2 separate regions of the Homo sapiens genome follow, and region 1 is linked to region 2. A link is a loop called in an ENCODE intact Hi-C map of the cell type or tissue named here. Cell type or tissue: gastrocnemius medialis. All regions are shown on one strand. Each heading gives the region's core, and the rest is flanking DNA. Links, peaks and the distances in the headings are about the cores only.

What was found. A loop is a pair of places that touch in the nucleus more often than their neighbours do. Peaks named below come from ENCODE experiments on the same cell type or tissue, not always from the same donor. Only the 100,000 strongest peaks of a DNase experiment are listed, where the experiment ranks them.
Region 1: it touches region 2 in a loop (6-fold over the local background); 90 of 110 quality-filtered maps call a loop at or near these places.

The regions. Positions count from the first base shown.
Region 1 is chr9:130,854,454-130,870,523 of GRCh38, reverse strand. ABL1 (ABL proto-oncogene 1, non-receptor tyrosine kinase) reads right to left here. Exons shown (of 11, transcript NM_005157.6): 3 at 15,428-15,723; 4 at 7,489-7,761. Among named protein-coding and RNA genes, the nearest start is that of ABL1, 27 kb to the right of the region's middle. RefSeq lists enhancers at 3,748-4,042, 7,036-7,536, 7,537-8,037, 9,099-9,946, 9,947-10,796 and 1 more. In gastrocnemius medialis, for the core only: CTCF peaks have their summits at 6,738 (motif pointing right) and 9,576; DNase peaks (open chromatin) are centred at 9,533, 10,960 and 12,043; H3K4me3 peaks cover 542 bases; H3K27ac peaks cover 4,393 bases.
Region 2 is chr9:130,772,431-130,788,500 of GRCh38, reverse strand. It overlaps LOC124902288 (a long non-coding RNA gene), which reads left to right. Exons shown (of 3, transcript XR_007061823.1): 3 at 5,707-5,833. It also overlaps a transcript of ABL1 not described here. Among named protein-coding and RNA genes, the nearest start is that of ABL1, 55 kb to the left of the region's middle. In gastrocnemius medialis, for the core only: no CTCF peak of the experiment used is centred there; DNase peaks (open chromatin) are centred at 5,760, 7,120, 7,470 and 9,300; H3K27ac peaks cover 4,433 bases.

The DNA of each region.
Region 1 (16,070 bases), core at 5,258-13,257, 80 kb before region 2:
TCAATGCTGCTCACGTATAGGACTGGGGCTTTAAGAATCTTGCTTGATCAACAATATGGTTAAAAAGTAGCTCTCAAAGGAAGCTTTCGAAGCAAGTGGGGTTTTTCTGTTTTGAAGACTACATAATAAACCACATACAATGAAATCATTTCATAAATATCATTTGCTTTTATAGCTACTGACCCTCTTCTAAAAGACCCATGTAATAATCTTGAGAGGTATGTACATGCAAAAGGAACATGGCTCTCAAAGGCAGCCCTCTTCTCATCTGTCTCTCTTACATACACACAAACACACAAGGGAGGAAAGTACAAATAATTCCTTTTCTTATAGAAAAATCAATGTGAATTTGTCTCCCCCTGCTGGAATCAGACCTTGTCCAATTTATAATTTTAACTATTAACAACAGCTGGCCGAGTGTGGTGGCTCATGCCTGTAATCCCAACACTTTGGGAGGCCAAGGTGGATCACCTGAGTTCCGGAACAACCTGGTCAACATGGTGAAACCCCATCTCTACTAAAAATACAAAAATTAGCCAGGCGTGGTAGCGCATGCCTGTAGTTCCAGCTACTCAGGAGGCTGAGGCAGGAGAATCACTTGAATTCGGGAGCAGGAGGTTGCAGTGAGCCAAGATCGCACCACTGCACTTCAGCCTGGGCGACAGAGTGAGACTTCATCTCAAAATAGAAAACCAAAACAACAACAACAAAACAGCCTACGTTTGTAGTTGTGTTAAACTGGAAATATCCCTGACGCAATTCTGTGACATTCCTTTACTTTCATTAAAAAAATTCCTATCATTTTGCTGAAGAAAATTCTCTTTATATAGTAAAATAAAGCTAACTCAGATGAATGAGGTGAAGGAAACACTTTGAGTGAAAGCTATGAATTTTCAGCCTGGTCTCTTCTGTGCTTGTTAGGGAGGGAGATGGGTCAACTGGCCTCTTTGCACGGACTGACGAGGCTGGCCCAGATGCAGATGAACATTCTGGGCGGTACGGCGGAGCGGTTAAGAGAATGACTTGTGGATTATACTGACCTAGCTCTGCTGCTGTGTGACCATGGTAAGTTACTCACCTTCTCTGAGCCTGTTTTCTCATCTGCACAACAGAAAGAATGTCAGTATCTCCCTTGTGCACAGAGTGCCAAGAGCAGTTCCTGGCATGAGGCCAGCACTCACTCAGCGGTGCTTGCTTTTATTACTATTAAGGCAGTTTATCTCTATTCCTGAGTAGACCGAACAGATAGCTTGTAGAAAACAAAGGCTGGTTCTTTAATGAATACTAGGGTTGTTTGTCTTCTCACAGATACATTCTCCCAGACTCAACATCTCACAGGTATTTTCTTTTTTTTTTTGAGACGGAGTCTTGCTCTGTCGCCCAGGCTAGAGTGCAGTGGCGCGATCTCGGCTCACTGCAAGCTCCGCCTCCCAGGTTCACACCATTCTCCTGCCTCAGCCTCCCGAGTAGCTGGGACTACAGGCACCTGCCACCACGCCCAGCTAATTTTCTGTATTATTAGTAGAGACGGGGTTTCACCATGTCAACCAGGATGGTCTTGATCTCCTGACCTTGTGATCTGCCCTCCTCGGCCTCCCAGAGTGCTGGGATTACAGGCATGAACCACTGCACCCGGCCCTCATAGGTATTTTCTAATCAGTTTCCTCCTTTTTGCTCACCCCCAAGCACAGGTATTCTACAGCATGAAAAAGAACACTGTTTTTAAAAATGGCTTGGCCTCTCTGGGGGGCCGAGACAGGCAGATAACTTGAGGCCAGGAGTTCGAGACCAGCCTGGCCACATGGTGAAACCGTGTCTCTACTAAAAATGCAAAAATTAGCCGGGCGTGGTGGCAGGAGTCTGTAATGCCAGCTACTCAGGAGGCTGAGGCAGAAGAATTGCTTGAACCTGGGAGGCCGTTGCAGTGAACTGAGATCATGCCACTGCACTCCAGCCTGAACTACTGGGCAAAACTCTGTCTGAAAAAAAAAAAAAAAAAAAAAGAAAAAGAAAAAAGAAATGGCTTGGCCTTCCAGCAGTTTCTGTGTAGCAGGCTTTCAATGTCTCGCTCTCAGCAGGGACCCCCTCCCTGAGCAGGGCCATTATCTACAGATAGATCAGTTTCCACATCTGTTTCTGGTTAACCAAATGCTAGGTGAGAGAGGTTACAGGCACAGTGAAACACCACAGGGATTATCCTTATTTCCAATATTCCTTCACCCATCAGATGAATCAGGATCAACACAGCTAAATACACTGAAGAGACTGCTGGGTGTGGTGGCTCACGCCTGTAATCCCAGCACTTTGGGAGGCCGAGGAGGGCAGATCATGAAGTCAGGAGATCGAGACCATCCTGGCTAACATGGTGAAACCCTGTCTCTACTAAAAATACAAAAAATTAGCCGGCGTGGTCGCAGGCACCTGTAGTCCCAGCTACTCGGGAGGCTGAGGCAGGAGAATTGCTTGAACCCGGGAGGTGGAGCTTGCGGTGAGCCGAGATCACGCCACTGTACTCCAGCCTGGGTGACAGAGTGAGACTCTGTCTCAAAAAAACAAAAACAAAAACAAAAAGCAAAAAAAAAAAAACCACTGGAGGGATAGAGTTAGACTGAGGAAGGCGATTCACACTCCAGAGGTGGGACTTGAAGCTCGAGAGGAAAGCCCAGGAGAGACCACCTCGTAGAGGAGCCCCCAGAACTCATCTCCCTGGCCAGAGGAGAACCCACTGCAAGGAATGCCTGTCTTGCAAGAGCAAGTGCAACCTGGCAACAGCAGGCTCCGAGCCCTCCTTGTGCGGCCAGAGAGCCACTGCGTACAACTGCCAAGGGTACGACTGCCCTTCTTCTCGGCTTCTTTCTGGAGCTCCCCAACTAACACCCATTTCCTGGGAGAAATAAAACCGAAACACACTGTGCTGGGTGGAGGAAACAGGCACTCTCTCAACACCACTGGGGAGTGCAAATTGATGACACAAACTCCTTGGAAGGTACTCTGGCAGTATGGTCAAGGCCATAAATGCACATGGTCCCTGATCCAGTAGTTTCTGGAAGCGGACCCACCAGGATAGTTTCACATACATGCAAATGAGGGGAATCACTGTGCTGCTGTTTAGAACAGCAAAATATTGGAAATAAGAGAAAGGCCCACTGAACACTGGTACATGTTAAAATATATCCATACAAAAACAAGACAACCTTATGTATATCAATAAGGAACAACTGCCAAGACACATGATGTGGACAACAGAAGACAGAGATCCGTGCCTATGGGATGCTGTCACCTGGTTAAAACAAGGTTCACATATGCGGACTCAGGAAAGACACAGAACTCGAGGGTGGGACAACCTATTCAAAAAAATATATCCTGCACATTATTTTCCACTGTTTAAGTAGTAAATTTGTCAGTTAGCTCATGAGTCAATCTAAATGCCACAGCTAGATCACCAGCGGTCTTTTCCAAATTCTATTACTTAGAGAACTGATTCATAGAAAAAAAAGACACTGATGTACAAACTCTGAATACAGTTCATTAAAAAATTGCAGCCTCTTAGCTGGGCACAGTGGCACAAGCCTGTGATCCCTGCTACTCAGGAGGCTGAGGTGGGAGGACTGCTTGAGCCAGGAGTTTGAGGCCAGCTGGGCAACACAGTGAGACCCCGTTCCCCCACCTCAAAAAAAATTAGAGCTTCTTGTACTTGACTGTTGGTTTTCTTAAGCACGTCCTCCCTTTAACACAGATAGCAAGACTATGTCCTGCCCAATACTATCAAAATTCAAGGGTGCAGTTCCCAATCAATGAGCCTTTGCTGTAATTCCAGCTTCCCATCTGCAGGGGTCAGCCTAGTGTCCTGCTTTTTTCCTGTTCTCTTCTGTCTTCCTTCTGCCTGGAAGGTATATGAATGACCCAAGGTTGCTTGACTTGTTCACTATGGAGTTGCGGTTAAAAGTAGGCCCTTGCTCCCCCTGCTGGCAAAAGAGGACTCTGGCTCTGCCCTTGGAGAAGCCAGCGATAGGAAACAGGCTGGATGGGAGGAAACTGAGGCCCAAAAATCGGCTGAGGGAAGGACGCTTGGGCAAGGCTGCAAGGATTTTTCAAGGGTTTTGAAGAGGAAGGTAGATCGTAGCCACAAACTGCAAAGGAAGTAAATGGGAGAGTGGGGGGAAAAGGTGATTTTTTTTTAAAAGGCATAACTGTGGCTTATGTAAATATTTTATGGTATTTGAGAAATAAGAATCTGGGTTCAATTTTAAAAAAGAAGAGCTGAGCTTTGGAGCTGAGTGCCCCAGTTCAAATCCTGATGCTGCCACTCCTGGCTGTGTGATGCCAGGTCAGTCACTTAACCTCTCTCTCTTCCATTTTCTCAGCATTAAAATGTTGATACAGGGTGAATGTCCCTTAACTGAAAGGCTTGGGGCTACAAGTGTTTCGGAGCTCAGATCTTTGCAGATTGGGGAATATCCACACTATATTACCAGATGAGCACTCCAAATTAGAAAATCCAAAATCTGAAATGTTCCAGTATGCATTTCCTCTGAGCTGCATGCCGGTGCTCAAAAAGTTTTGGATTTGGGAGCATTTAGGATTTGGGATTTTAGGGTCCGGGATGCTCAACCTGGAAGGATCTTAAGGTTGTGAGGATTCAATGAGATGCGACATGTAGTAAGCACAGAGGTCTCTGCCAGGCACACAGCAAGGGCACGATGAAGCTGAATGTTAGCCACTGCCATGATTTAGAATCCACTCAAGGATTTCAGCTTTTTTTTTTTTTTTTTTTTTTGGAGACAGGGTCTCACTCTGCTCCCCAGGTAGGAGTGCAGTGGCACGATTACGGCTCACTGCAGCCTCAACCTCCCGGGCTCAGGTAATCCTCCCATGTCAGCCTCCCAAGTAGCTAGGAATACACACGCACCACCACGCCTGGCTGATTTTTGGTATTTTTTGTAGAGGCAGAGTTTTGCCATGTTGCCCAGGCTGGTCTTTAACTCCTGGGCTCAAGCAATCCACCAGCCTTGGCCTTCCAAAGTGCTGGGATTACAGGCGTAAGCCACCGTGCCTGGCAATTTCAGCTTCTATAGCAAAGGTAAATGCCCCATATTTACACTAATCTTATTTGACAAATAGGCAACATACTGCAGGGATGTTTCTGCGCACGGCCAGGAGGAAGGAGGGCTAATTTATTTAGCAGTTGCTTAGTACCGTATTTTCAGTTAACACACTTCCAGAAAGGGACATACTGCCTTTTCCCTAATTAGATACCACTCCGGGTGACTGCCCACAGAAATCCACGCAATGACATCCTGTAATTCTTTACCAACTGTGAGATCGTAAGTTAATTAGGCTCTTGGGAAAAATTATTAGAAGTATAATTAAAAGCAGAGTAACACATTATTAGTAAAGCACATTCTGAAAGGCACCCACTTTAGATTCAGTGATATAAGAAACCCACCCCACAAACCACACAGGTCTCCAGCAGGTACCCTTCTCTGGAGTCTCCTCCTTCAGTTGTTCAGAAAACAATGCCACAGCACCATCTACTGAAGTAGCGTTTCCTCAAATGTCAAGTTGTACAACCCGATCTTGGAAGTTTTCAGACAAGCTTTTACTGGTTGAAATCTAGGGTATTTTGCGCTTGGAATCTTCCTTCATTTGACAAATCCTGGTGAAAGTGTGCTGAAATCTAGGCCATTCTCAGTTTGCTGAGCTGGTCAAGGCCCCATTTCTTGGGTCTGGTCTTCAACCCTGTGCAACCCAAGGAGCTGGGGCACCTGCACAGCTCCCCCGTCCCTCCTTCGTTCACCCCCTGGTGGTGTCCCGAGGACTGCTGCGCTGCAATCCTTCTTCCTCCTACTACCTGGACCACCCTATGTCTCAGATGAAGAACTCTGTCCCATTCATTTTCTAATCCAGTGTTGAGCCCAGGAACCGTCAAATAGAAGTGAAGAACTTGATAAATATTTATTCAATTAAGAAAAAGTCCAGGGCCGGGTGTGGTGGCTCATGCCTATAATCCCAGCACTCTGGGAGGCTGAGGTAGGCAGATCACTTGAGGTCAGGAGTTTGAGACCAGCCAGGCCAACACAGCGAAACCCCATCTCTACTAAAAATACAAAAATTAGCTGGGTGTGGTGGCGGGTGCCTGTAATCCCAGCTACTCGTGAGGCTGAGGAAGGAGAATCGCCAATTTGGGGAGGCGGAGGTTGCAGTGAGCTGAGATCATGCCACTGCACTCCAGCCTAGGCAACAGAGTAAGACTCCGTCTCAAAAAAAGAAAAGAAAAAGTCCTATCTGAGAAATATCCAGGGTCCTTAAGGTAACCCCAAACCATGCCCCCACCCCAGTGCCAGTCCTGCCTCAAAGACAGGCACGTGCTGAATAAGAGCATCAGGAAGCCACCTTTGGTTTCTAGGACTAAAGAATGTGATCTTTTCTCTAAAGCAGCCACTTCATACCAGTCAGAAATCATACTTCCCATTTCACTATGCCTTTGGGTGAAGGCATCAGGTCAGTCAAGGAGTCCCTAAAAGGCAGGCATGTGGCTGCACCAGTCTCAATGTGTGCACCTGACTTCTGAGACACATGCACAAACTAAACTCTATTTTTCCCAGAGGTGGATGTTTCAGTTCTTTTCTAACAGCTCTAAAAAGGGGCTGCCTCTCTTGATTTCTGTGCACAGGTCAAGGTAATCAAAGTTCATTTAAAACAAGTGGAAATAATGTAAGTCAACACTAGGGGACACCCTCGCCACAGGGAAAAGCCTGGATCACATTTTGAAGAATGCAAAGGGCTGAAAATGAAAACTTCCTTCCCTTGGCGTCCTAAGGGTTTCAAAGAACTTCAAAAGAAGAAAAAAACCTGCCTGGAAACTACAAACACTATTCATTAGTGGAGAGGGTAAAGTCCCAGTTAACAAGAAAGACCAGACTGTATCTGAGTTGGTCAAAAGCGAGTTTCCTGGATGCCTTTCTAGCGGGGACACTTCCACCTCTGCCTGCAGGAGTCTGGGCAGCTGCAGAATTGGAACCCACTGGGGATGCCCAGGGCACCTGCCTTCCAAATCAGCCAACAAAAATCCACAGAAGAGTCAAATGCATTTTGGTTAAATCTTCTTTCAAAACTCAGAGATCTTTTTTTCCTCCTTAACTCTCGGTAGGAAGTGATCTCCATGCCGCACGAACAGCATGGAAATCCACGGCTTTAAAAGAACCTTGCCATAAAATGAGAAAACCTCTCCAAATGACTAATCTTTTTACACCAAAACCCCTCCATGCTTGTCAGCTCTCACCATATGTGGAAACACACTCGGACTATGAGAATGATTCCACTCCTACAAAGACACAGGAATGATATAAGACGGAAAAGTCAATTCCGTGGCGCCAATGAAGCCCTCGGACAGCAGGCAGGAGGTAGACTTCCAGGCAGATGCATCGCCTAATGCCAGCAGACGCCTTGCCCCACGTACCCTGGGCACCCCCGGCAGTCCCAGCCTACCTTCAAGGTCTTCACGGCCACCGTCAGGCTGTATTTCTTCCACACGCCCTCGTACACCTCCCCGTACTGGCCCCCGCCCAGCTTGTGCTTCATGGTGATGTCCGTGCGTTCCATCTCCCACTTGTCGTAGTTGGGGGACACACCATAGACAGTGGGCTTGTTGCGCTTTGGGGCTGGATAATGGAGCGTGGTGATGAGCCCGTCGGCCACCGTTGAATGATGATGAACCAACTCGGCCAGGGTGTTGAAGCGGCTCTCGGAGGAGACGTAGAGCTGAAGGAAACAGGGAACAGCCTTCAGCCCACAGAGACAGGCAAGCTCAAAGAGCTCACGTGAGCCAGTTTGGCTGAGCCTTAATTCACTACACAGCAAAATCTCACATAAGGAGCTCTCCACACAGGACAGAGTGTTTAGAAGATCACTTCTGCTGTCTTTCTCTACGTGTGCTCTAAGTTACTCGCTCAAGCAAAAAGACACAATAAAAGGCCTCAGGGCCTCTGTACCTGCTGCTGCTCCCTCTGCCTGAAATCTCCCACTCCCTCATCTTCCGTGCCCAGTTCTCGCTTCCCGTTCCAAGGCCAGTTTTAAGGTCCGTGAAGTCTTCCCCAACCACCCAATCTAAAGTCATCACACGGCACGGGTCATCCTACCACCTGTCTTACTTCTCAGCAATGGACCCACTACTAGCTCATAATTTCCTGTTTATCTGCTTAATTACTGTCTGTCTCCACCTAAGAGCATGCAAGCTTCATGAAAGCAGAACCCTAAGCTGTCTTCATTCCAATGTTGAGAACAGGAAATCAACATGTAATAAGTACTCAATAAATAACTGTTGATTAAATTAACACATGGTAGAACTTGGTGGGTAGTTGCTGGTAGGAAAAGCGAAGAATTCATTTAATTTATAATTTAAAGGGGATAAACCTAGAATGAAATAGTGACCAGAAGATGAAAACCACTAAACACATCCAACACGAGGAAGCAAAAGGAAGGATTTACGACACAAGAGCATTCGGTCCCCGTGTGAGAGCTACAGCAGGTGAGGACCTAGGGTCAAACCCTGCATGTAGAGTTTGCATCTGGACACAACAGAGCTGGAGAGGAAGGAGAAGGAGCAGGCTGGCAGAAAGCAACAATGCAGTGGGTGCCAGCTACCTGTTTTCTTCTCTTTTCATTGGTGTGGCAAGGGAATACTTCCTTACCAAAAACAATTCCACATGAAAAATCCACATAAAACATCTGGACTCCAGGCACATAACTGAATCTACTGGCTTGCTCAGGGTAGCCAACCATCACTGAAGGTGGAAAGAAGACTTAAAATCATGACTAGGCATTCAGAAGACTTGCCCAAACTGCAAAGATGTGGGAAGAAGGAGCAGATTTGGGACAGTGGTGATGCTTGGGACGAGAGGGAGAAAAGGGAACAGGATCAGGCTTCAGCTATAACTGTAATATCTTATTACTTAAAAAAAAAGAAAAGGGAAGAAAAAGCCTGAAATACACACAGCAAGGCCAAGGCCTTTGGCTGTGGGTTATGTCAGGCACCATTACTATACGTCTGTAATAGTAAATAAGAAAAATGTTTTTAAAAGAAGGTAGCAAAGAAATATACAAGTTAGTCCCATTGACAACTCTCAAGAAGGTAAAAAGGATTCGTCAACAGGAAGGTTTCTCTTTCTTTTGTTTTGCTTGGGGAGATAACACAAGTGAATTCCTAAAACAGGCAAGCCAAAGGCACACATTTTGGGGTTACAATCTTTTGGTAACAATATCACTAAAATAAAATTCTGAGAAACGCAAAACTTGTCTAGAAAGATTGCTTCACTCTGGGGAACTTGCTCAAGGTGTAAGGACTGTGGCCTGGGGACACTGGCTTATCCCTCTGCAAGACAGGACCGCTGAATGGCAAGACTTATCAGGATGTGGCGGCCCTGCTTTTATTCTTGAGAGCACGGAAGAGAAGCCTCTGAGTGAACTGCTCTAGGGACACACACCATGAGTCACGCTCAGACCCACGAACGTGCACACAGGAATGTGTCGGGGAGCGGAAGTCGGCACCGCTGAGGGCTGCCGTTAGCTTCATAACCACACGGTGACGTCCACGCACTCTCTTCACTGCTGGTCACCAACACAAGTGCTGCACACAAAGAAAACGGAGCGGGACCTGGGGTCAGCTCCCAATCCCCGACCCTCTGGAAAAGACTGTCAGCTGTCCGATTACTTCACTGCCGGTGGCAAGTGCTCCAACCCCTGTTCTCACGTTAGCTCAGCTGATGATGTGCTCCCTACCAAGGACTCTAGAGAAGTGAGAAAAGCCATTCCAAGAAGACATTCCTGCAATCAGAGCACCACTCCCATCTTGGAAATCACTGGCACAGTACAGAGTCAAAGAGCCCGTGTGGCCTGCTGGGCTCCAGGGCAGGGCACCTGGGAGCAAGTCTCATTATCCCTCTCTCCCGTCGGAGCAGGAAGCACATGGGCCTCAAAGGAGCGTTCCCCAACTGGCGGATCGGGTTCCTTCACTCCAAAGTGGAATGCTAAGGGCTCCCCTAAGTCCTAGTTTACGCAGAATTTCTTCTTGGGCTCATTTGATTCCCCCATTGGCTACTGTGTTAGAGACTTCAGTTACAGGAGGTTTCACTGAATGGCCCAACTTTATCCTTTTCAATAATTAAATTTATAGACCTTGTTGTGACTTAGTTCATTTTTCAACATAAAACTTACATACTGACACTTACTAAATACTAAAACCATTCTCCCCCAAAGGCACCGCATATTTGGTTCACAGCCATCTTCCCCGTGTCCCACTAACAGTCAAGGCTGGTGCTTCCTTCTGATTAGTTCCAGGTTTTGAGCAGCACTTGTTGGGGAACTGTGTAATCATCAGGAATTCATGGCATGTTCAGGGAAGAAAGTAGTGTCATGAATGGCATGTCATTACGCTATGCACCTGGTTCCATGAACACTCAGGTGCTCAGTCAGGGCTGCTGCCTCTCCCTAATCATGCATGAACCTGAAGGATGGGACTTGTCAAAGAAACGCTTAGAAACAGCATTTTGCCAGGAGCAGTGGCTCACGCCTGTAATCCCAGCACTTTGGGAGGCCAAGGAGGGCAGATCACGAGGTCAGGCGTTCGAAACCAGCCTGGCCAACATGGTGAAACCCCATCTCTACTAAAAATACAAAAATTAGCCGGGCATGCTGGTGGGCACCTGTAGTCTCAGCTACTTGAGAGGCTGATGCAGGAGAATCGCTCGAACCTGGGAGGCGCAGGTTGCAATGAGCCGAGATTGTGCCACTGTACTCCAGCCTGGGTGACAGCCTGTCTCAAAAAAAAAAAAAAAAAAAAAAAAAAAAAGGAAAGAAAGAAAAGAAACAGCGTTTCTTTTGACAGCCACACTGACAGGCCTAACGGAGCTTAGACTTGTGCAACCTTTGGCTGCTTTGGGCCCGGGAGTCCCACCTCAGACATACTGTTTACAGGTTGCTCAGCCAGGAAGCAAGTTCCCCCGAGAGCTGCTCACACACCAGCAGGAAGGCAAGCCTCGCAGTACACAAGAACGGTCCAAAGCCCCTCCACCAGAGCAGGTTAGCCATGTGCTCGGCTTTTCACCAGGAGGCCTACGCCTGCTGAGCCACTGTCAGGGCGGGTAAACCTTAAACATCTAAGAGGCTGTGTAAATGGTCCCTTCCTGCAACTCTGCTGAAGCTTAGGGCCTTGGATCTGTCACTTCAGCAGACGATGAAAATAAATGTCAACTGGGCAAATTTCTTTCAAGAAAAGGAAAGACTCTATTAAGGACTAGAAGGAATCGAGGAACGTGACAGGGGCATCTCATAGAAGTCAATGAGGTGTGGACACATTCAGAACTAAGAACTTTAGGCAGAAGGTGGTGAAGAAAAATCAATCTTCAATTCCGCTATGTCAACAGAGGGTTACAACTTTGGGAAAGGATCAGAACAATGACAGTCAAATCCCCGGGTACCCAGAGATGTTTGAGCCTGTCAAGGCTCCTAGGAAATGGCAACGGCTCGGTTTAGTATTGGCCCCTTCAAGAGTCCAGCTCATAACTCCCAGTCCCCAGCTCTGGGCCCCGAGCTGATGGTCCTCGGCTGATGACCCACAAGGGCTGCTGAAAAGCTCAGAACACGAGGAGAGACACAAATAAGAGCCAAGAGCGGGGAGGCAGAAAGAAATCCTTTGGGGCCTTACAGAAGAATCTTCTAAATTCAGTTGTTTTCTAAAGATGAGCTAATTTAAAAATAAGAACCAAACTTATTCAACCCCAGCCTATTCCTCCTATCGGTCTTAAAATTTCCCCTTAGAAATCCAAAAAGGATTGCATCGAAGTTCTGCTATGTGAGCAGCATTTTTCAGCGGCGAGCCACACGGTCACACGCATAGCTGTGGGAGCTCCCTCTAACGATGTTCACTCATTCCAGTGATACGATCCCACCCAATACACCCCCTCGAGTGCGGCCCTCACAGGAAGGAACCTCCGCAGACGGTCTGCTGGATGACGCTGTGGGCTCAGAAGTCCCCAGGTGCCCAAACGGCTGATGGGAGAGTCTGTGCCAGACGGGGAGGGAGGAGGCAAGACGCCAAGGGAAGTGTGATGTGTTGCCCAATGGTGGACACTGCCTGGTCACATAAGCTCCCTGTGCTCTACCTGGAATGAAACAAACCCACCTGGCACATACTAGCTTTTAGACAGAGGCATCTTAGGCAGATTCTCCCTCTTTGGATGAATCTCAAATTCTGCAAATCACATATCCCATACGCAGGCCTTTCCTTGCCCATTTGAACAGTATTTTAGATCAACCCCTAGCTAATGAGCTGTCACACTAGATCATGCCTGCCTGCATCTGTTCCAAGGTTGCTGATTAAACAGCTCTAGGGAAAAGAAACCATTATCCTGTTCGGTGCAAACCTCAAGTGACTATCTCGGTGCAGCATGACTTGCCTTGGATAAATAGCACACATGGGAAGCAAGCTGTCTGCTCCAGAAAATCACCCCCCATGGGCGGTGCACCCTGGTGTTCTGATTCACTAGAAAGGTACCCTTGTGGTCTGAAGGCTCTTTCAAAGGGCCCAATGTCCTGAAGTACGTCCCTCAGAATGGAAGAACGCAGCTCCACCTCTGGGATAAGAACAATAACCCAAAAAGCAAGCTGACAGGCCCACGTCTAGTCACACAGGGATAACAGGCTCTTTTGTCCGTCACGCACACTGCAGTGTTGGTACTAAAGAATTCTGCAGTGGTGGAAAGCATCAGATATGGGCAATAGGATTTCAGCCAGAAGACTTTGGGATGTGAAGAAAAATAAGAACATTAAAAAGGAAGTATATGTATGTTCATATGGTACAAGTGAATGTGTGAAGACAGCCAAAAAAAAAAAAAGTTAAAAAGGTAAGTGGGGACTAGCCTATCAGATACCACAACATGGTATGAAGCCATAGCAATTACAAGTTTGGTACTGGCATACGGATAGACAGACCAATGGAAGAGAACAGAGAGGTCAACAGGCCTAGATACACATATACACTTGGTATATTTCTAACATGTAGGAAAAAGATGAATTTACTAAATGGCATAAAGATGACCCAAAATATGCCACATGGATATTCAACATAATGAGATGCCATTCTTTACCAGTCAGAGTGACAAAGGTGTTTTTACATGTCTAATAATAAACTGTTGGTGTGGGTTAAGGGGAAACAAGCCCTTTCATGGATTGTTTGTGGGAGAACAAATTTGTACAATTTCTATAGAGGGTGACCTGGTGATGCACATAACCTTCAGTCAGTTCTGGCAACTTATCTGCACACACTTACACCCACATAAAGAAGCACGTGCAACGCATTTTCAAACCAGGCCATGGGCCACTAGTCAGTCTATGAAATAAATTTAGTGGATTACAACCAGAATTTTTAAAAAATGAAATAGAACAGAATGAAATACAAACTATCAGAGTGCGTTACATACAGTAAGGGTAGGTAAGACTTCATGAAACTTTTGTTATATTGTGAGGGCTGGGTGGTGGTGTAAAATGAGTTTTTCTTACAGCAGAACCAGATTTTTGAAAAGGTTTGAAAGCCACCTCATATCAGCATTATTTACAATAACTAAAGATTGGAAACAACCTAAAAGTCAACCAGCAGGGGACTACTGAAATAAGTGACAGTCCATCCACGGTACACAGTCACTGGTAAGAATGAGGCAGCTCTAAACCTGTTGCCATAAAACAATCTCGAAGGTGTATTATCACACGGGAGAAGCATGATGCATTCGCGTGCATGTATCATTTGCGTGCCTTTTTGAATATAAACATCCACATAAACATCTATATACCATCCATCTGTGTCCAGGTAACTCTAGAAGGAACTAGTACCAGTGCTTGCCTCTGGGCAGGAAAAGTGAATTAGGAGACGATTACTTTTTACTGTAATTCATTTTGTTCTTTTGATTTTTTTTAACCATATGCATGCATTACATACTATTTAAAAAATATAGGCTGGGCACAGTGGCTCGTGCCTGTAATCCCAGCATTTTGGGAGGCCGAGGAGGGCAGATTGCTTGAGCTCAATAGTTTGAGACTAGCCTGGGCGACATGGCGAGACCCTGTCTCTACTGGAAATACAAAAACGGCCAGGCGTGGTGGCTCACGCCTGTAATCCCAGCACTTTGGGATGCTGAGGCAGGTGGATCACCTGAGGTCAGGAGTTTGAGACCAGCCTGACCAACATGGTGAAACCCTGTCTCTACTAAAAATACAAAATTAGCTGGGTGTGGTGGTGCATGCCTGTAATCCCAGCTACCTGGAAGGCTGAGGCAGGAGAAATGCTTGAACCCGGGAGGTGGAGGTTGCAGTAAGCCGAGAACGCACCATTGCACTCCAGCTTGGGCAATGAGAGCGAAAATGCCATCTCAAAACAAATAAACAAACAAAAAACAGCTGGGCATGGTGGTGTGCGCCTGTGGTCCCAACTACTCGGAAGGCTAAGGTGGGAGGATCACTTGAGCATGGGAAGCAGAGGTTGCAGTGAGCCAAGATCGCACCACTGTACTCCAGCCTGGGTGACAGGGCAAGACTCCATCTCAAAAACAAACAAACAAACAAACATACACCATCGGGACCACCTATCAACACTGTACCTCAACTACAGCCTGGTGCAGTAGAATAAACTGTGGGATCCAAGCCTATTCCATCAGTGACTCACTAGGTTGACATCGGGCAAGATCTCTTTATGCCTCCCTTTCTTTAATGCAAAGATGCAGGTATTATAGCAATACCTCAGTCAATGTTAACTCCTCCCTTCTCTTTATGGACTCTTAAGGATTATTTATATGAAGACCACAAAATCATATAGGCCACCTCCCTTACAACACCACACTTTGGGTTTGGTAAGCTGTGGGTTTGATCCCGGTTTTCACTGAAAACTGCATGCGTGTATGCACGTATGTCCACACACCTCTCCATGAATGTGTTCATCCGCAGGAAGAAGCCCACGTGCCAGGCGTCTGTGGGGGAGGGGATAGTAAAGTGGTCTTTCGCTCTAAGAAAGGTTATCTATTATTTGAATTTTTCTCGTTGGGGATGATTTCTATCATTATAAAATATTTTTTTTAAAGGAAGAATCTTATTGTAAAAAATGTGTCCAAAACCCAACAGATATTCCTCCTATTTTAAGTAACTTGCTAACAACAAAACTCTAGCAAGACAATAAGAGAATCATACCAGTCCCAGGAACTTGTAATATCACAGAACGGATCCTCAATAAAGGGTCTTCATAAGGCTAATGGAATGACTCCCACCTGAAAGATTCTTTAAACATCTTCTTGGTTGAGCTTTCTTGCAATAATTTATCAATCCGACAGCAGGACCTCTGGTTCCCCTGCCCTGGGCCCATCAGCGCCCCCTGCCAAGGGTCCCCTACCTTGCCATCAGAAGCAGTGTTGATCCTGTAATGGTACACCCTCCCTTCGTATCTCAGCGAGATGGACCTCTGGCCAGGACTGCTCTCACTCTCACGCACCAAGAAGCTGCCATTGATCCCGCTGCTCAGCAGATACTCAGCGGCATTGCGGGACACAGGCCCATGGTACCAGGAGTGTTTCTCCAGACTGTTGACTGGCGTGATGTAGTTGCTTGGGACCCAGCCTTGGCCATTTTTGGTTTGGGCTTCACACCATTCCCCATTGTGATTATAGCCTAAGACCCGGAGCTTTTCACCTGAGAAGAAAGGAACCAAATCAGACATATCAGCTTTGGAAACCAGCTTCGTTCTTTTTCATTGATTCTTGTGTAACTACTAAAAATCTCCAAATTCCTAAATACCAATTTCATTTTAACAAGTCCACATAAAGATATGCATTTATAAGTGTATGAGAATTCACGTTTACATTTGAAGCTTCCTGTTTGTACTGAACAGATAGGTAAGTGTATAGCCTCAGTTTTTATAAATCAATTATGTTTATTCAAGTGCTCTGTTCCTAATATAAGACATTTTAGGGAAATAATGCTTTTTCTTAGGGGAAAAATTGCGTTCAGTATTTTGTCCAGCTGTCCTTTTCAGTATA
Region 2 (16,070 bases), core at 3,710-11,709:
TCAAAGTTAAATTTCCTAAAGTTAATAATTATACTATAGTTACATAAGAGAAGATCCTTGTTCTTACAACATACACTTGAAATATTAAGGGATAAAAGGACAAAATGTTGTGACCTACTCCCAAATGATTCCGAAAAACAAATTTTATACCCATACACATATAGAAGGGGGGAAATGGTAAAGCAAATGTAATGTAGCAATACGTTAAAAATTGATGACTCGAACTAAGTAAAGGACATGTAGGAATTCTCTGTACTATTCTTGTAAATTTTCTGTAAGTTTGAAATTATTTCAAAATACAAAGTAAAACAGGGGTGTTCAAACTTAAACCAATGGTGGATGTGGAAAACAGAGTAACTATACATACAGTATTTGTATTAGCAAACTGCACTGATCTGTGAGGAACCTAAATTTTATTTTACTTACATAATTCTGCTGAGGGACAGGTGAAGAAATAGAGTTCTACTCCCCTTGCTTAAGATGCAGAAAGCCATAAGAGAACTTTCAACCCAACAAAAAGAAAAAGCCAGATAATCAACAAAATCCTAACTTTTCTTGAGCTAATCAGAGAGCTGAGGCCACAAGGCCATCAGGTGAACTGAATTCTAATCAGTGACAAATCCCTCCAAGGAGAAATGGGACACGCAAACCCTGTGACCCTTCACAGAGCACAGGAGGAAGATGAGGCTGCCATGTCAACAGGTGACGGGAAAACATCTCAATTTTTAATGAATTCTTATGGAGCTGAGCATGGGCTGGTGTAACACTAGAATTCCTGTCTGAACTCACTTGCAAACCCTTTTCCATGGGCCACTACCAGGTGCTCGTGACGACGACTGGGAGCAGAGCACGAGGCTGGAGAGAGCACCCCTCAATACCGGACTCGGGTAAAATCTTGCCTCCTTCCTGAGCCCCTCTCTCAGACCTAATGCAAAAGCCGTAATCCACTGGGGGAAGGGCAAGAAACCTTCCCTGTCCCCGGGACCCAGGCAAAGATCTGCTGCTCCTGGGGGTGAGGTACCAGCAAATATGATCGTCTGCTGGATTCTGCACTGATACAATGCAAAAGTCAGCTTCGGGTGGGGTTGGGGGGAAACGTGGGAAATTCTCTCTCACACGGGAGCTCACACCACACACACACACAAACACACACACAGAAGGCAGAGTCCAGGTGGCATGGAGGGTGAAAGCACACAATGCTAAGAAAGCCCTATCCTGAAGTCCAGGCACACAGTACCTGCCTAAGATGGAGTCAGACTAAGAGAACCAAGAAAGTCCCCATCCTCTTACCATGAGCCTGGCTCCAAGTAAAGAGCAACAGCAGTTCCCCACTGGGGCAATGACACGGGCAGGCTACGAGTAAAAGGATGGGAAAAGGTGTATTATGCAAGCGTGATCAAAAGAAAGCTGAAGTGCCTATCAGACAAAGTAGACTCAGAGCAAGGAATATTGCAGAGCCTAAGGAGAAACAGCATATAATGATAAAGAGATCAATGCAACAAAAAGCCATGGTGGCCCTGACCTAAGAAAAGAGCTTCAAAAATACAAAAAGAAATCACAGAAATAAAAGTCGTGATTTAGTCCTTATTTTAATTCTGACTAGTTTTCCGATACTTTTCTTCCATCCTTATTGGTCCAAGATGTTTTTTTCACTTATTAAGTTACTATATCATAACAGAACTTTAAAGTGAATAACTAATTGCAAAGTGTGGCATATCTTCATTGCAGTACTGTTTGTGTTGGCAAAGTCACTTAAATGCCCTTCTATGACAAGCTGGCAGAGCTGCTTGCCGCACTAGGGAAGGAGGAGGAAATGACAGCAGAGGAGCTTCATCCAGACAGAAAGATGTAGAAGGGTCCAGCCCTTCCCTCACATCAGGGTGCAAAGAGTAGGAGGCAGTCAAACATGTATCATCACTTCCCTGCCCGCAAATTCCGAGGAAGAGGTGATGTACCAGTCAGGAGACAGAAACCACACCAGTCATTTCAATAGGGAAAATTTAATAAAAGAATTATTAACAAAAAGTAGATACTGCTAAGAGAGCGTTCTGTGTTTTCTGAGATTCTGTATTCATCTATTTGGCATCCATTAGTCTAATCACAGGGTCAAACTCACACACAGCCAAAGCTGTTTCCGTCTCCCCTGCCACCCAGAGCCCATTCTCTGAACCACCTCCTTATCTAACTCTCACACACAGAGCCAATATTTCTCCTACCCTAAATCACCCAGAGCTAGGAACCAGACAACGAGGGACGGCCCTCTGCCCCAGGGCCCCCCAGAATTATCCAAAATAGCCAATCCTCAGATGTTTCCCTGGCCCTGTCTGGCCTTTCCCACAGAAGCCCAACAAAGGCTCTGGCCTGGGCGTTCCCCCAGCTCCTTTCTGCCCTGTGGATGGTGCTTCCCCATGTGCCTGTGTGGTGTGGCGTGGCATGCTCCCCTCTTGGAAATGGAAGTAATAAACATTTTCCATTTTCTTTTATTGGGATTGGCCTTTCTGTGCCATCACTCAATAACCTCCACAGACTGAAGTCCCACAGGAGATTTTTTTTTTTTTTTTTTTTTTTTTTTAGTTTTGAGACAGAGTTCCAGAATGTCGCCCAGACTGGAGTGCAGTGGCACGATCTCAGCTCACTGCAGCCACCATCTCCCGGGTTCAAGCGATTCTTGTGCCTCAGCCTCCTGAGTAGGTGGGATTACAGGCATGCACCACCATGCCCAGCTAATTTTTGTATTTTTAGTAGAGACGGGGTTTCACCATGTTGGCCAGGTTGCTCTCGAACTCCTGACCTCAAGTGATCTGCCCGCCTTGGCCTCCTGAAGTGCTGGGATTACAGGTGTGAGCCACCACGCCCGGCCGAGATTTTTAACAAATGACAGAAGAGTAAAAGAGGACCCAGGGGTACAGAAGTAGCAAATGAACAAAGTGTCTACTACTTAGAGCCCACTATATTACTATGTGTCTTAAAAAGGGCAGGTAGAGTGAAGAGGGAGGAACTAAGAACTTAGGAGAGCCTCCCCCAACCCCAAAGCTGAGATTCAGACTCTTCAGAAAGGGCACAGCTCCACAGGAACACACAGCATGCCGGTGGCAAACATGCTTGTCAGAGGGCGTGATCCAGAGCTGGCCCAGGGCAGCAGCCCACCACGTGGTGGAGAAACTCCCTGCAGGGTGTGTGTGGTTGGAGCTGGTGCACGGTACCACCCACTGGGCTGTCTATGATGGCTGATATGTGTTTCTGGGCATCTTGCACGCCAGTCCACTGATACTCACTCACCAGTGAAAATCAGCACACTGGGAAAGGACGCCCTCCTCCCACCATGACCTTGCCATGTCCCTCCAGCACTCTGTTGACAAAGCCTAACACCTCGCCAGCAGGCAAAGGAAAACTGTTGACAGAGTCCAGTTCCCATGTCACGAAACATGGCAAAGCAGAATGGATTTGGAGATAACAAGCAAGAAATTGATAACTAGCACAGGTGGGGAGAGGGTAGACTGGTCGTCAGGTTGAAGGGAAGGCACTGGGGCTTTTGCCCCACTTCCTAATTGAAACTCTAGGAGAAGACCACCTCGCAGATGCAACCTTCCACTCATCCCAACACGGATGGCTACAGAATAAAATGGCCGTGTTGCATGGCCTTATGCAGGGGAAGCATCTCGGTTTTAGCACTCTAAGCCTCCTGTAGCTTAACTAGTAAGAAAGAGAGTGAAGTTCCACTTGGAAGCCATGACATCTGCTGCAGGGTGAATGTACCAAAAGGAAGCAAGGACAGTTCCCTGGCCCTGATGGAGACAAAAGAAAAAAATTCAAGACCACCAACCACACTTCAGGGGATACCTGCGAAAGGCCCAGGGACCAGACCAGACCAGACTAGATGAGCAAAGGCAGCAAGCATAGGCCAGGGCCTCCCTCACCTCCACAAAAATCTCACAATCCCCCAAGACCAGATGCTGGTTTTTAATGGGGGATGGCAGGATATATGAAAAAATCCAGAATTTACCCAAAAGATACTGTTTAAGCCAAAAGAATATAAGACCTTATTAACTGGCCAAAATACCACTCTTTGCTTCTCCCCATTTCTAGATGATGACTTATGAGGAAGACAGATTGGTGATTTTTTTAAATGCTGTAATTTCTCTGCACAGCTAAGTAGCAGTATATAAACCTATAACCCCACTATATTACTATATGTCTTTAAAAGGGCAGGGGTTGGGGGGACAAAAAAACACAGAAATTTGTATATTCGTAGAATATTATACTTCTTCAAATCGAAGATGCCACTGCAAGAGGTGCCTTTATTTTATGTATCACTAAATCATGTGCCAATTAAACCATGGCATTATATTGCTTTTAAGATGTACCCTGATTTTAGAGATTTTTTTTAAAAATGAGAAATAATGTACATTTTAGAATCAATTAAAGTGGCCCTGGAGAAATACAGAAGAAACTAGCAAGATGGGACTTACTGTTTATCAAGCGTCTTTTCTTGGTTGCTTGAATTTCCTTACCTTGTGGACGTTTTCTTAAAAACACACATGCACAAGCTGGGTGCTGTGGCTAATCCCTGCAATCCCAGCACTTTGGGAGGCCGAGGTGGGCAGATCACCTGAGCTCAGGAGTTCGAGACCAGCCTGGCCAACATGGTGAAACCCCGTCTCTACTAAAAATACAAAAATTAGCTGGGCGTGGTGATGCCCGCCTGTCATCCCAGCTACTCGGGAGGCTGAGGCAGGAGAATCGCTTGAACCCAGGAGGCAGAGGTTGCAGTGAGTGGAGACTGCGCCACTGCACTCCAGCCTGGGCGACAGAGCGAGACTCTGTCACAAAAAAAACAAAAAACAAACAAACAAACAAACAAAAAACACATGCACAAACTTCCACAGTGTTCACCTTAAATTCTGTCCTTAGAAGACAGCCTTGTCATTCTCAATTTGAGGGGAGACCTTACATTCCTACCTAGACACTTTCTAATTCCAACAAATATTTCTAATTCACAGCCACTTACATTCAAATCCAAATGTAATCTACTGCTCGACTTTGCAATTCAGGATATATCCTTTTGGTCCCCCGTTATCAGAATACATCTTTATGAACTAGCAAAGGATGCACTCCCTAAAGCTCTTGTGATTACTGCCAAGCTAAGTGTCCAAGCTAACACAGAGTAAACAATCACAGCCTCCATCTCATCAGGTCTCCAGAGTTCACATCAAGGATGCCAAAAAAAACACACAATTGATTTAATATTCCACACGAGAGTTACACTTAACACTGGGTGGTTATTTTTTACTTCACAGAAGTCTTCAGCTCCATGAATAACTCCACAGGCCATCTAATCCATCTTAAATTCACCAAATGGGTCATAATTAAAATATTACTGATACCTGGAGGATTCTGAATATGGACTGTATATCAAATAATGTTCCTGGATCAGTGTGGATTTCCTTAAGTGTGGCAATGATGTGATGGTGTAAGAGAGTGTTCTTGTTCTTGGCTATCGTGAGTATATAGCCAATTTCCAAGTGGACTGGTAAAAGGGAAATGTTTCTATGTAAGAGAGATAGCAAGTGTTAAGAGTTGATGAATCTAGGTGCATTGTTCTTTCAACTTTATAGGTTTGATGATTTTCATTGGAAATGTTTAAGAAAATAAAAACAACAATAAATGCTCTTGGTAAGTACAATCTGTCCTTCCCAACATCCTCAGGGAACAGAATTCCACAACTTCCCACGAAGCCAATCCAGCTGCAGCATCTTAGCAAGGACAGTCACCACCACAGCGGCAGCAGCAGCAGCTAACAGATGCTGGGGCTCTGCGCAGGCATGCTAAGACCTTCAGCGCATTATATCTTGGCATGTTCTCATTAATCCTATGAGGTGGGTGTGTGTTATCAACATTCACATCTCACAGGTGTGGGAGCCAAAGCTTCAGAGGGGTAACACGGTTAATGGTGTGATCCCACCCAAGTTAAGGGGAAAGCCAGGATTTAAAACTGGGTAGACAAACTTTGGAGCCCCAGGCTCTAAATTTACCCCTACCAGTCTCTTCAAACTTGGGTCAGGATCCATTCTTAGTCATGAGATCCACTACTAATGAGTCACAGCCTATCTTTTTCAAAATGAAATAAAATAGAAAATATCGGCCAGGTACAGTGGCTCACGCCTGTAATCCCAGCACTTTGGGAGGCCAAGGCAGGCGGATCACTTGAGGTCAGGAGTTTGAGACCAGCCTGACCAACATAGCAAAACCCCGTCTCTACTAAAAATACAAAAAAATTGGCCAGGCATGGTGGCGCATGCCTGTAGTCCCAGCTACTTGGGAGGCTGAGACAGGAGAACTGCTTGAACCTGGAAGGTGGAGGTTGCAGTAAGCCGAGATCACACCACTGCACTCCAGCCTGGGCAACAGAGTAAGACTGTCTCAAAAAAAAAAGAAAAAGAAAAAGAAAATATCACTCACTGTGCTCCACAATAAGGAAAAGTACTAATCCAGACCTTCTTCAGCTGTATATGTACATATATGCATATGTGTGAATGTGATGTATATACGTACATGTATGTGTGCATATGTGAATGCTAAGTCATAACTGAATATGTATTCCTCATATGGGTCACAATGCTTGAAAGCCACTGCATTATTCTATATTACCTCCTCCTCTTCTCTCATTTCCTGCCCAGAAGCCTCACTGTTTAGGAAACTAAATGGGGAAAAAAAAAATACAGATTTAGATGGTTAAGGGGAGAATTCCACTGGGAATTATCTAATCTCAAAATAAGCCAAAATAATATACTTTTAGTACACACTAATAGATAATAATGCAGCTGGCAAATCTGGTAATATAAAAGACATATTTTCAAATAGGAATTTGGATAATCCCCTTGGTGTTTGTTACAGTAAGATGTTATCTGGAATTCTATTAAAAGATTATCAATTTAAAAGTCAAGCTGAAACTGCATATATAAATATGGTCAATGGTTAAAATCAGAGGAAGATTCTTCTCTGGCAATTCTTCTCCACTGAAAATCCAAACGCATGTCAACATGACTGAGGGTCAAGAATGTTCAAAGAAAACTATTGTGACATTGCGGGAGGAGTCCAAAAGCAGCTAAGAGTGCGTGTGTGCCTGAGGGTGGGGATGGGGCACCCACACGGGCAAGTGAGAGGTGGAGAATTACTGTACCAGTGCCCTCCCAAACCAATCACCCTACTGTGTATCCTGTTTCAAAAGGCTAAATGGGAAAAGCAAAGAAAAAAATCATTCTACATGTGTTTAAGGTACGCCACTCAAGAAGGGTTTTCTGTGAATTAATCTTACCATTACCAAATGAAGTCATAGGAAGAATGTGCTATGTCTTTAAATCCATGGCTATTTTTCATTCCAAGTTTCTGTTTGGGGCCATTACTGCTCTCTTGGGACTGCGTTGACTCACTGCGTCTTCAGAATGACGCAAGTGAGGTTCTCTGCACAACTTCAAAACAGGCTGAATATATCCAGCAAAGGCTGGCTTCAGAGCCAACAGACCAATCAGGCACCCATTTGCAGAGTCGCTAGAACCAGGCAGGAGATGGGAACACTCTCCTCATTTTCAGTTTCATTAGGGTCTGATCACCTTCTTCAACAGGCAAAACAATTTGACTGTCTTAAAACAATCTTTTCTTAATTTGCCCGTTCTCTTTAGGACCACATTTCCACCTTCACTGCCCACTCAGAATCCTATCTACTTTCTTGGACTTACTTGGTCATATGGTAAGAAAAGAATGGAAACAAGAATTCCAGCCCAAATGTCTCCAGTGCTGAGTATCCCACATTTCTGGAGCTCCCTCCTCTCAACTTTTTTTTATCTAAATAAAAGAAAACTCCTCCTTCCTGGTGTCAGCCAGGCAGAGGAGAGAGGGAGATGAGGGAAGAGGGAGGAGAAAGGGGACAATTCGCCTAGAAATAGCAGGTACGAGTACAGATACGAGGTGAGCACTATCCAAAAACGAAAGTTGCAAGAGTTTTCATCTGGAGACTGGTCAGATCCAGACAGCTCCAAGATCAGCCCCAATATCACAAAGGTAAATATGGCTTCATCTGCATGGCCTGGATCCAGATAACCTCAGCATCACCTGGTTCACCGTATGGCTTCTTCCTAAAACAGCCAAAAGCCAGAGGAAAATGTGTTTGCTTTTTTTTGAAGTGGTTCACAAAATGGGCTGTTCAATTTCTTTTTTGAGACTGAGTCTCACTCTGTCGCCCAGGCTGGAGTGCAGTGGTGTGATCTTGGCTCACTGCAACCTCTGCTGCCTGGGTTCAAGCGATTCTCCTGCCTCAGCCTCCAGAGTAGCTGGGATTACGGGTGCCTGCCACTGCGCCCGGAGTATTTTTTTGTAGTTTTTAGTAGAGAAGGGGTTTCACCATCTTGGCCAGGCTGGTCTTGAACTCCTGACCTCGTGATCCAGCCACCTCGGCCTCCCAAAGTGCTGGGATTACAGGCGTGAGCCACCGCGCCCGGCCCAGGGCTGCTCACTTTCACACAGTGCTCTTTTTAAGAACATCCAAATTATAAAAGGCATCCATGGTGCCTGAAAGCAGAGTGGCTCTATTAATACAATGGCAGAGCAGCTGTAACTAATTAAACCTCTAGTAACCAAGCTAGCTGTCAGGTTTGCCCGCAGTATCCCTCAAAATCAGATGCAACTTCACCATATTTCTGTCTTATCCTTACCAAGATAATAGCTACCTAAAAGCATCAAGAGTATGACATTTGTTTTAAACCTAAAGTAACTCCCCACATAACACGTTACTTATATGGCATATAGGTTTGCTGTGTGTGCGTTTCTGGAGCAGCCTTGTTTGTTTAGTCAAGGCATTTCACCATCAAACATACCATTGCCAATCCAGTTCCCTCTAGAAATTTATAACCTCCCCCTCCCCAAGCATAAAGGGCTAAATGTATAGAGGACTAAACAGTATGAGGTCTTTAGCGTTGGGGAATAAAGACTTTAATATATCTCAAGATTTTACAGACTTTGTTTCAGAGGTGAAATGTACTGCGTTATGCCATAAATCAGCAAGCCCTAATGTCAAATAAAAAAATGGTGGGGGGCAGCACAGAGGCAAGAAGGATGGAATTTTTATAGTAAACAACCTTGCCATCATGAACGATGACTGTTATTAAACTGTGCTGCTGCTTTTCCAGTATCTTTCTTTCTCCCTCTGTGGATCTTCGTTGCCCTAACTACCATTTGACTCATCTTAACAAATGGCACACACATCTCCGGTGCAGTCGCTGCCACTCTGTGACTCCAGATTGGCTTTCACTCACCTGGCAGTGGCTTAGGCCAAAGACTGTGATCACCTCACAGCTGCAGGACTCTTCTGCACACAAGTAATTAGAAACTGATTCTAAGACGACATTCTTTAAAAGCCATAGTTCTTATCAGTATCTGATAATATTTAAATCTCACTTATCCTAATTCTCGATTAACTGGAAAGTTTTTCTTCCCTATTTGCCACAAATGTTTTTACTTTCAAGGAGAAAATGAAAAAACTGCAAAATACAAGGGACTTTTAAACAATTCTAAACAAGTTAAAGCTAAATCTCTAGGGGTTAAAGTATATTTGGTTGAATGGGCTGTGTTTTTCCTACCCGTAGGAATCCATAATATCACAGGAATTGAAATGATGCCTCTGGGGCTCCCGGTCAAGATGGTGGACTGAGCACATGCACTCATCCCCCTCCTGCCTGTGACCCCTTTAAATTACAGCCAAGGAGTAAAAAAGGTATAAACCACGACAATGGTGAGAACAGAGAAGCTGTCATCATACTAGATATTTCAACAAACTGGGGGATCTGAAAGTGGATGGGCAAGCATTGCTTGGCAAAGGAGAGCAGAGGAATTCACAGGTGAGGATCAAGCCCATCTGCCCAGAAGAGCCCCAAACATGAAGATGGCAAGTGCAGTGGAGGAAGGGAGTGAGACACAGAGGGCGGGGGAAAACCAGGGATCATACGTCTGTATATGAAGCGGCAGCCAGCCAAGGCACACGCCTGACCCACTTCTCCACCTCCTCACCCCCAGCAAGGAGGGGTCTTCTCTGAAGAACATAAAGTTTGGAAAGTATTAATGCAGTGTGTCAGTGTCCCAACACAAAGCCCTGAGAGGTTCCTCAATTCCCCTGCTCACAGTCTAGAAAGTACTAATGCAGTGAGTCAGTGTCCCAACACAAAGCCCTGAGAGGTTCCTCGATTCCCCTGCTCACAGTCTAGAAAGTACTAATGCAGTGAGTCAGTGTCCCAACACAAAGCCCTGAGAGGTTCCTCGATTCCTCTGCTCACAGTCTAGAAAGTACTAATGCAGTGTGTCAGCGTCCCAACACAAAGCCCTGAGAGGTTCCTCGATTCCCCTGCTCACAGTCTACAAAGTACTAATGCAGTGTGTCAGCGTCCCAACACAAAGCCCTGAGAGGTTCCTCGATTCCCCTGCTCACAGTCTAGAAAGTACTAATGCAGTGTGTCAGCGTCCCAACACAAAGCCCTGAGAGGTTCCTCGATTCCCCTGCTCACAGTCTAGAAAGTACTAATGCAGTGAGTCAGTGTCCCAACACAAAGCCCTGAGAGGTTCCTCGATTCCCCTGCTCACAGTCTAGAAAGTACTAATGCAGTGAGTCAGTGTCCCAACACAAAGCCCTGAGAGGTTCCTCGATTCCTCTGCTCACAGTCTAGAAAGTACTAATGCAGTGTGTCAGCGTCCCAACACAAAGCCCTGAGAGGTTCCTCGATTCCCCTGCTCACAGTCTACAAAGTACTAATGCAGTGTGTCAGCGTCCCAACACAAAGCCCTGAGAGGTTCCTCGATTCCCCTGCTCACAGTCTACAAAGTACTAATGCAGTGTGTCAGCGTCCCAACACAAAGCCCTGAGAGGTTCCTCGATTCCCCTGCTCACAGTCTAGAAAGTACCAATGCAGTGTGTCAGCGTCCCAACACAAAGCCCTGAGAGGTTCCTCGATTCCCCTGCTCATAGTCTAGAAGGTACTAATGCAGTGAGTCAGTGTCCCAACACAAAGCCCTGAGAGGTTCCTCGATTCCCCTGCTCATAGTCTAGAAGGTACTAATGCAGTGTGTCAGCGTCCCAACACAAAGCCCTGAGAGGTTCCTTGATTCCTCTACTCATTAGTCCAATACTGAAACCAGCCAATGGACAACCCCATCCACATATATAGGACTCCCAACACCCCTTCCATTCCCATGTTCTTAAGCATGAATGGACAACCAGGATTACCAGACTGCTGAGGAAAGCCTAGAGCATCACAGAAAAAGACCAAGATGAACAGATTATCCTGAAGGAAACAGATAATTCAGGAAACTGGAGATAATCCAAACTACAAAAAACCGTAACTCATATCCTCAGAGAGACCCATAAAGATTATATGCCCAGAAATCAAGAATGTGATACTAGGAGAAGGATTTTTTAAATAAGAGCTGTGGTAGTTAAAAAGTATGACTGCCAAAATAAAAAATTAATAGAAAATAAGTGAAAAATACTCAAGGAAAGAAATCTCCCAAAATCCAGAAAAAAAGACAAAGATCTAGGAAAACCAGCATTAAATTAATAAGAGTAAAGAGGCCAGGCATGGTGGCTCACACCTGTATCCCCAGCGCTCTGGGAGGCCGCGACAGAAGGATCGCTTGAGCCCAGGGGTTTGGGACCAGGCTGGGCAACATAGGAAGAACCCGTCTCAAATTAAAACCAAACAAAGAATAAAGAGCCCCCTCTAAGCAGCACCTCCCTTGTGGCTTCTGTAGCTTGTCTACACTAGCCCTGCAACTCCCCCCAGCTCCTCCAGGGCTACCAACTTCACACCAGCCTGTCCACCAACAGGCAGCCCCCAAAGACCTCAAGAAAAGAGTCACCACAGCTGCTGCTTTTTTTTTTTTTTGAGATAGAGTCTCACTTTGTCGCCCAGGCTAGAGTACAGTAGCACGATCTCTGGTCACTGCAACCTCCGCCTCCCAGGTTCAGGTGATTCTCCTGCCTCAGCCTCCCAAGTAGCCACCACGCCCAGATAATTTTTGTATCTTTAGTAGAGACGGGGTTTCGCCATGTTGGCCAGGCTGGTCTCGAACGCCTGACGTCAGGTGATCTGCCTGCCTCGGCCTCCCAAAGTGCTGGGATTACAGGCATGAGCCACCGCGCCCAGCCTCACCACAGCTTTTTAGGTTAACTTGAAGCTCACTTAATTGAATTTCACAGAGGATTGAGTATTAACAGGACTCAGGACTCTAAAGTTTAGCTCTGTTATCCCAAGGCCAGCTTTATGATTCCTGAGTGAGCTGCCATGTGATACCACATGACTAATTCTCTATTCATTCCACTTTTTCTTTTCCCTCACTATTCTTTCTTGCATTGCAGACATTCTTCCTTTTTGGATCATTTTCTCTTTTTTGAAAGTATAAAAGTTCCTTTGTGAGACCGTGCTGGAGACATCAGTTTTTGTTTATCTGAAAATGTCATTATCATGCTCTCATTACTAAATTATATTTTAGCTAAGTTTAAAATTCTAGGTTGACAATAATTTTTCTCTCAGCGCTTTTAAGATACTGTTCCACTGTCTTCTTTCTGGTTTCCATCGTTGCTGTAGAGAAGTCTCCTTTGAGTTTAATAGGGTTCCTTGGGAGGTAATCAGTTTCTCTCTGATTGCTTTTAAGATCTTATTTTTGTCTTTGGTGTTCTATTGGCCTTATATTTGGAGAAGACTTTTTTTTTTTAATTCCACGTGGGATTTGCTCTGATTCCTGAATCTAAAGATTCTTGTTTTTCACTATTCTTGGAAATTATTTAGCAATATCTCCTCAAATATTGTCTCTCATCTGTTATCTCTATTGACTTCTTTTCTCTCTCCTTATAGGCTTATATTTTAGACTTCTGTCTCTCTATGCTGCGTTTTGTATAATTTCTTCAGCTTTATCCCTCAGTTTACTAAATCTCTCTTCAGTTGTGTCTAACTTGTTAAACCCATCCACTGAAGTTTTAATTTCACTGATCGTAGTTTTCATTTCTTTTTTAGTTCTTTTTCAATTATTTGATTTTTCTTCATAGGATTTTAGTCCTTACTTGTTTTCTATTTCACATTTTATTTCTTTAAATGTTTTTAAACCAGTATTTTATATTCTGAATCTGACAGTTTTTATATCTAAAGCTATAAAGTACTATAGTTCTACTGTTCATTTTCCTGCTCTGTGATGCAAGGTTGTTTGTTTTCTCATGTTCTTAGTTTTGGATTGTGAGATCATGTTTGGAGAAGCTTTATCTTTGGGAATCTGGTGTTAAGACTGAGAAAAAGATAGATATAGTCCAAGAGGATATGCATTGACTTCTGCCAGCTAACTAGGAACTGTAGTAATCTAGGAACTCTAGCAACCTAGTATCTCTCTAAAATAATGTCTCTTCTTGGAATTTCACAAACTACAGAGGCCAGGTAAATTCAAACAAAGTTTAAAAGAAGGCATGCTTAGAATAAAAGTTATCTCGGGAGGTTTTTGTTTCCTCTCACTCAAAGTGCAGACCAAATCAGACAAGTTTCTTTCTCTTTGTTTTCTTTCCTTTCTTTCCTTCCTCACTTCCTCCTTCCCTCCCTCCCCCACTTTCTAACTTCCTTTCTTTCTTTCTTTTTTGAGATAGGGTCTCACTTTGTCACCCAGGATGGAGTGCAGTGGTGCAATCTCAGCTTCGGCTTCAACCTCCTGGGTTCAAGAGATACTTCAGCCTCAGCCCCTCAAGTAGCTGGGACTATAGATGCACGCCACCATGCCTGGCTAATTTTGTTTGTTTGTTTGCTTTTTGTTTTTGTTTTTTTAACAGATGAGGTTTCTCCATGTTGCCCAGTCTGGTCACGAACTCCTGAGCTCAGGCAATCCGCCCACCTCAGCCTTCCAAAGTGCTAGAATCACAGGCATGAGCCACCGTGCCTGGCAAGTTTCTTTTTTAAATATTCTGCCAACAGCTTATTCTTTCTAGTCTATCATTTTGCTCAAAGTGTAGCCAATCAATGATCTTAGCTTTATAGGGCAGTCTGAATTCCAAGTCCCTGTCTACTCATAGGCCCAAGATTATGTCTCCAGTTCCCCAAACAGCAGCCCTTAAGACTCAAGTGTCATCGACAGCTACCATATGACCAGCGATCCTGCTCCTATTTACCCAAAGGAAAAGAAAGCAAATGTCCACACAAAGCTTTGCTCATACTGCAGGAAAAAGGCAAAAAATAAAAGTAAAAAAGATATGTTCATATGTGTTCTAGCAGCTTTATTTGTATTAGCCCAAAAAGGGAAACAAATGCCCATCAGCAGATGAATAAACAAATTATGGTCCATCCACACAATGGAATAGTACTCAGCAATAAAAAGGAACAAATTATTGATCCAAAAACATGGATGAATCTCAAGATAATTATGTCAGGCAAAGAAGAGTACATAGTATATGACTGTATTTTCTAAAATTTTATATAAATGAAAACTAATTTATGGTGACAGAAAACAGGTAAGTATTGGACCGGGAAGGAGGTAAATCAGGGAAGAATTACAAAGAATCATAAGGAAACTTCTGAGGATGATGGGCTTTTCACTATCTTAATTGTGGTGATCGTTTTGTGGGCATATACATATAATTTATCAAATTGTATACTTTATATATGTGCAGTTTATTTTATGTCAGTTATACCTCAATAAAACTATTGGGGAGCCGGGCACAATGGCTCATGTCTGTAATCCCAGCATTTTGGGAGGCTGAAACAGAAGGACACTTGAGCCCATGAGTTTAAGACCAGCCTAGGCAACATGGTAAAACCCCAAAACCCCATCTCTACAAAATGAAAAAAAAAAAAAAAAAAAAGAGTTAGCCAGGCATGATGGCCCACACCTATAGTCCCAGTTACTCAGGAGGCTGAGGTGGGAGGATCACTTGAGCCCAGGAGGTCAAGGCTTCAGTGAGCCATGATTGCACCACTACACTCCAGCCTGGACGATAGAGCAAGACCCTATTTCAAAACAATAGCAACAAAAACAAAACATTGGGGGAAAAAAGCATCTTGATTACTGAAATTAGCAAACAATGCCAAGACGTTTACAGTTTTGGCTTGTCTTTCTTATTTTCAGCTCATCTTTTATTTTTTATTTATTTTTTAAATTTTTTTTTAAATTCGAGATGGAGTTTCACTCTTGTTGCCCAGGCTGGAGTGCAATGGCACGATCTCAGCTCACTGCAACCTCCACTTCCCAGGTTCAAGTGATTCTCCTGCTTCAGCCTCCCGAGTAGCAGGATTACAGGCATGTGCCACCATGCCCGGCTAATTTTGTATTTTCAGTAGAGATGGGGTTTCTCCATGCTGGTCAGGCTGGTCTTGAACTCCTGACCTCAGGTGATCCACCCGCCTTGGCCTCCCAAAGTGCTGGGATTACAGGTGTGAGCCGCTGCACCCGGCCAGCTCATCTTTTATTTTATAGGCCTTGGGGATTTACCTTTTTTCTTGCAAGTTCAGCTATTCATTAAAAAGATGTTTATTATATTTTAGGGATCAGGTCTAAGTATTTTTGTCAGGTCAATTTTCAGGATAATCTGTCCTATCACCAGCAAAAGTCTCCCTCATACCTGTGTTTGAAGACAATGCTAAATTGTCCCTAAAGTTTGTCTATCATGTTTGCCCCCATCTCAGTCAAAATCCTCGACAGTGAAGCCCCTTGGGCAAGCATTCAGTTGGATCCTCACCTAATCCCTGTGCCCTGCGTTTTCCTCTTCCCATGCCCTTGCTCAGGACATTCACTCTGGCCAGATTCTGTGTCTCCTGCCTGTACACTTTCCTCTTTTCAACAGATTTGGGGTGTGGTGAAATTCCACCTCAGTACCCCAGGCCTCTTCATATGCCCAGATCCCGTCTCCTCCTCTTCTCCCACCAAAAACCACTCCCATCTTTTTCCCTGACCAGTCACCCTAGTGAGGAGATGTCTCTTTCCTCTCAACCGCTATAATTCTTCACATGTCTATTACTAACGTCAACCCAGTAAGGTCTAGCATTTGAATCCAGTGTCTCAGT